2 separate regions of the Homo sapiens genome follow, and region 2 is linked to region 1. A link is a contact called in ENCODE Hi-C or POLR2A ChIA-PET data. All regions are on one chromosome and are shown on one strand. The core of a region is the stretch at or near the end of the contact, and the rest is flanking DNA. Distances in the headings are between cores, read along the strand shown. Region 1 has its middle 45 kb from the start of UBE2E1. Region 2 overlaps UBE2E2 (ubiquitin conjugating enzyme E2 E2).

Evidence for each region. A loop is a pair of places that touch in the nucleus more often than their neighbours do. ChIA-PET counts read pairs that join two places held with the same protein, here RNA polymerase II (POLR2A). Pooled maps may share reads with other maps.
Region 2: a pooled map shows a loop between it and region 1 (5-fold over the local background). The contact joins two enhancer-like sites. A Hi-C loop is called at or near these places in 21 of 37 single-sample maps with no recorded cell type and 6 of 50 pooled maps. POLR2A ChIA-PET finds 5 or more read pairs at or near these places in 1 of 52 experiments (GM12878).

Annotation. Positions count from the first base shown.
Region 1 is chr3:23,759,877-23,762,576 of GRCh38, forward strand. No RefSeq gene overlaps it. Among named protein-coding and RNA genes, the nearest start is that of UBE2E1, 45 kb to the right of the region's middle. RefSeq lists enhancers at 1-4, 517-1,153, 1,154-1,790, 1,375-1,424, 1,525-1,644. Within about 2 kb of position 1,320, at least 4 of the 41 ENCODE cell types and tissues checked have a DNase peak (open chromatin) inside an H3K27ac peak, as active enhancers do.
Region 2 is chr3:23,566,800-23,569,609 of GRCh38, forward strand. The region is part of intron 5 of UBE2E2 (ubiquitin conjugating enzyme E2 E2); the gene reads left to right. Among named protein-coding and RNA genes, the nearest start is that of UBE2E1, 240 kb to the right of the region's middle. Within about 2 kb of position 1,277, at least 3 of the 41 ENCODE cell types and tissues checked have a DNase peak (open chromatin) inside an H3K27ac peak, as active enhancers do.

The DNA of each region.
Region 1 (2,700 bases), core at 70-2,569:
CTGGCCAACATAGCAAAACCCTGTCCTTATTAAAAATACAAAAATTAGCTGGGCATGGTGGTGGGCGCCTGTAATCCCAGATACTAGGGAGGCTGAGGCAGGAGAATCGCTTGAACCCAGGAGGTGGAGGTTTTGGAGAGCTGAGATTGCGCCACTGCACTCCAGCCTGGGCAACAAGAGCAAAACTTTGTCTCAAAAAAAAAAAAAAAAAAAAAAAAGTAGTCACTAACATGTATTGAACCATCATTCTATGTCTGACCATGTGTTGAGAGCTTAACATAGACCACTGCAATTAACTCTCCCCAGACTTGTAAAGGTAAAGGCTGTTATTATCTTGCATTTTACAGAGAAGCAAACAGAGGCTCCAGGATGTTAAGTAATGTACTGAAGTTTTCTTAGTCTTTGGAGGAGTCAAGATTTACTTCAAGCATTTAACTACTAAACTATCCACGCTATAAAAGCGCTATGAGGACAGAATGGTATTCTATAAATATAGGCATCAGCATTATTATATTTCCCTGTGTATGCTCTGAACTCCCAAAGACACTGAATGATAAAGCAGAAATTATTAACAGGTCTTTTTTATGTGTATGACTGGTTGTTTGGACCCCAAAATATTCCACTAGTGGCACCCAGTGGCACCCATAGGCATTGATTAACCCCACTCAGAGTCTCTAGGCCTTGGAAGACCAATTTGACTGTGAGTGGTAAGATAGAAGCAGACTAACTCACCCCAAAGAACATTTTACATGGTCCCCAAGCCCTCCCCCAGCAGCTCTGGCAGAGATGAACCTAGTCACTCTGCCCTCACTATTGCAGGCCAAAGTGGCGGGGGCCAGGCACAATGACCTAAAAGGAAATTTGGTTCTGATAGACTAACAGAGGAGATAGGATATGTGTGGGGTTCTGTGCTTGGCGCTAGAATTTGTGGTTGGCAAATGCAAAGAGGCTGTTAAGTGCCCGCATATAAGATGATGAAGAATACTTCTTCCCTGTAAGTCTATTCTCAGCACTGGCAGGGGCCCCCTGCAGCAGGAAACGTTGGGTTTACAGGGCAGGGTCCCTTCCTCTGCTGCAGATGCCCCTGTTTAATGGCCCTCCCTCTGCTCAGGCTGAGAGGGCCTGACCCTCACGGGACAGAAGTCAGCCACTGCTGAGCTTTGCATTTTCAGGTCTTTCAAATGCATTGTGTTTGTCCCCAGCCAGCTTCTGCAGGGGCCCAGGTTGGTGAGTGGGTGCTAATTTGCCTAACAGGCAAAAGGGGGTTTGTGTATCACCAATGTCTTTTGGGAGGGAAATTACAACCTGCTGAAGGGGGAGCTGGAGGTGATCAAATGTGACTAAATGCGGTAAAACCAGCAACTTCACAACTTCTTGTTGTGAATGCGGTAAAACCACCAACTAAATGCGGTAAAACCGACTAAATGCGGTAAAACCACCAACTTCACCAACTTCTTCTGAGGAGACCAGCTGGGGGAAGGGGGCTGGAGGTAGAATTATACTTGTTGGCACAAACAGTGGGAAACTGGGAGAAAAGAAAGACCCCCAAACCACAGGCCTCCTTCTAATCTGGACCTTGAGTAGGAAGGAAGGATTTTGGGAAGGGTCCCCTTATCCTACAAATGAGGAAGCTGATATCTAAAAAAGCCTCAGGACTACAGCAAGTATGCCCTCATAGTAAACACAGAGCTGCAATCAATCCCAGGCCTCCTGGGCCCCAGGTCTGGACTTTTCCATCCCAGTGCTCCCTCTATGGGTTAACATCACACACCCAAGTTTGAGCAAACATTTAGTTGTAAAATGGCTGATGTGCACGTTCTAATGAATAAGCCACAGTTTAAGCACGTCAGGCAAGAAAACTTGGGGTAAGGCATCTATTTTAGAATGGTTGGGGGTGGATGTGGAGGACATATGTTGGTTTTCCTGCCCACCAGTGCCACCACTTACAGTGTTCAGGTGTCTGTCACACAGCACAATGTTGTCCTGCCAAGGAGTCAATTGAGTCAATATCCACCTTTAGTTCTGCTCACTCAACTATCTGTCCTAGGTGTGGGTTTTCTTCTGCCCAGAGGAAGGCAGGTCAAAGGTGCCATCTGCTCCCCAAGAAGTGGGGGCATAGGTCTGCATCAGCCTGGAGGGGGTGCCTGTTTCCAACTCACAAGGGTCCCACATAGGCTAGCTATGGCATCTTGCATCCATCCCTTCTTCTTTTGAAGCTGAAACACAATTTTCTTTCGTGGAGTCAGGCCCTACCCAATCTCAGTCCTGTGGTTTGATGGAGCAGACCCCACTCTCATCTTCAGGAATGGACCACTGACCCAAGCCTGTAGCCATTTTAAGGATGGGCACCTGACTTAGTGAGAATAACTACAGAATTATTGCTGGAACTGTTGATACCAAGCCAATCCTTTTCTTGGAGTTGCTAATCTCGGGAGAGGTGGAGGGAGCAGAAAAGAAGATAGCATTGCAAGAAGCCTCGGAATCAGTTGAGTCTGACCAGATTCGTCTTCTTATGGTTAGTTATACGAACCAATTCTCTGTTTTACTCAGGCTGGGTTAGGTTGACTCTCCCTGGCAACCAAGAGAATTCTCACCAATACAATGAGAAAGCGGAAGTTTCACCTTAAATGAAAGCTCCTCTAGCATCCTCTAGCAGATTTGTCAAGAGATCGTTCCAAATCTGAACCCATCCTAAAAAGG
Region 2 (2,810 bases), core at 27-2,526, 190 kb before region 1:
CAGCAGATTTGGAGGGGACAAATACCCAAACCATATCAAGAAAGTATTTGGTGGCCCAGTTAAGAGATGACAAAGGCTACAAAGAGGAAGGAAAGGGGAAAGGCCAAGAGATATCTGGGAATTAGAATCCTCAGGACTTAGTTTCCTTACCACTATGGCAGTATCAGTAGTGACTGTGTCCCAAGCTCAAGAAAGTGAACTTGACTGTGCCTGGTCTCTCACAAATTTCCAGACCAGTCTTAGTGAGGTAAAAAGATGCATTCTAGGATCAGTGAATATTATTTAGTCATTTCATGTACCCAGTGGGTTAATGCTTCTATAACTAAAACAAGCCATTCCCCCTTTTCTGCCAGCAGAAAGATGGAAAACAAGGTTCACAATATGCTTCCCGTGATGTGTTAGGATTTGTTTGGTCATGATTTTTTATCCATAATAGAGGGATATAGTAAGAGTTTGAATCCCAGAAATAGAACTGCCCACTTACTTGGCTGAGGCAGGGGTAGGGGAGAAGCACTGTGTGTGGACAGAATTTCGTCAGGTGGTAGAACATGTTGCCTAAGGGGTTTAAACAACAGTATGTTCGAGTTCAGGCAAGATGTCAGTAAAACAGGAAACTACTGAATACAGACTAAATGTAAGAATCTTTATATATGATAAGAATCGAAACCTTCAGGGACTGAAAGAAGGTCATGGGGAATCTGGAAGACCAAGCAAAAGGTCACTTATAGGAAATGGATCATGTCTGCTTTAGATTCAAAGCCAAGACAGCTGTATATTAAACCCCAAAAAGTGGCACCAGACCTGTCAGAATGCTCACCACGCCAAGTCAGTGACTTAAAGAGTCAGTGATCCTATGGGTATAAATATCAGTTAGGCCCAAGAATGGAAATGAAGAAGGATGTCTAGTCTGGAAGAACCTGCCACCACCCACAAACTAAGTCATCTTGACCAATAGGTTGAACTGTACATGAATCCATATATTAAACAAATACTTACTGCATGGTCATCTGTGGTATCCTATATCCTAGACACTTTGTTGGTTTTGTGATATAAAACTGAAAGAGACACTGCATCCCTCAAGGAGAGGGGGAAGTTGGCAGGCACAGAGCAATAAGTTTCCTCCTTTTTAGAGGTAATGGTTGGTCCCACCTTTAGCAGAAGATTCATATAACACCCTCTCACAGGAGAGAACAAGAGCAAGGCCTCAGCCCAAATCAGAGCCCACACTTTCAGTGGACAGTCACTCCTCAGCACAGACAGCACCCATGTGACTCACCAGACTCCCTTGACCACAGTTTTTCCACAGTCAAAGGCAGGCAGAATGGTCTATAAACTGAAACCACTGGGTTATTTTTATTTCTTGGCTCAAGTTCAGATTCCCACACGTGGTGGAGACCACGGATACGTAACAATGTCTAGGGCATGACTGTTGTATTCACACCCACTATCACAATTCCCTTGTCCTACTCTTACCCACTGAAGAGGAATGTGAACAGAAAAGACTTTGGGGGGTGGAATTGATATATTTTGCAGTACTAGTTACTAGTGGGTGGACTACATGTGAGGATTATGGAATAAAAATTTTTTTGAACAAAAGGTGTGCATTATAAACAAGTCTCATTATATTATTATTATCATTTTTTCTTTCGAGGTGGGAGTAGACAGAAGAGACAATCAGGATAATCTTGTCTGTCATAGCCAGAGAACATCAGAAAAATACTCCATTTAAAGAGAATTTATTTTCTCTGGCTGGCAGAAACAAACGCTTGTATATCTTATATATAATTATATACATATATATGTATACATATATACACACACATATATATATGTATACATATATACGCACATATATGTATACATATATACGCACATATATGTATACATATATACACACATATATATATACATGTATATACACATATATATGTATACATATATATATATATATGTATAACACTTTATAAAATACCTGGATACCTGGTGGGTATAGACTAATGCAGAATAAGCTATTCTTTAAAATCTAGTATCCACAGATAATAACAAGTATTGGTGAGGAAGTGGAGAATTAGACATTGCTAGTGGGAATGTAAAATGGTGCATCTGCCTTGGACAGCACTTTAGCAGTTCCTTACATGGTTAAACATAGAGTTATAAGACCAAGCAATCCTACAACTAAATATATACCCAAGAGAAATAAAAACATATGTCCACATAAAAAGGTGTACACAAATGTTCCTTGCAGCATTATTTGTAATAGCCAAAAAGTGAAAACAGCCTACATGTCCATCAGTTGATAAATGGATAAATATAACTGATATATTCATACAATGGAAAATAATTTGATAATAAAAAGGAATGAAGTATTGATGCTACCACACGGATGAACCTTGAGAACATGCTTTGTAAAAGAAACCAATCACAAGAGACTACATATTATTCCATTTAGGAAAAGTTTTCAGATTAGGGAACTACCTAGACACCAAAGTAGTTTGATTAGTAGATACCCAGACCTAGGACTGGTGGATTTGCCAGCGGGGAGTAACTGCTAATGGGTACAGGGTTTCTTTTTGGAATGACAAAAATATTCTAAAATGGATTGTGGTAATGGTTGCCCAATCTGTGAATATACTAAAAACCATTAAAGTGTGCACTTTAAATGGGTGTATTGTATGGTATGTGAATTACATCTCAATAAAGCTGTTTTTAAAAACCTAGCTTCCAATATCTTGGCATCTTGGCCTGTTTCCTCCACTACTTGCTGCAGCTAGAGCTTTTTGCAGTGGTATTTGGGAAAAGTAATGTGTGGA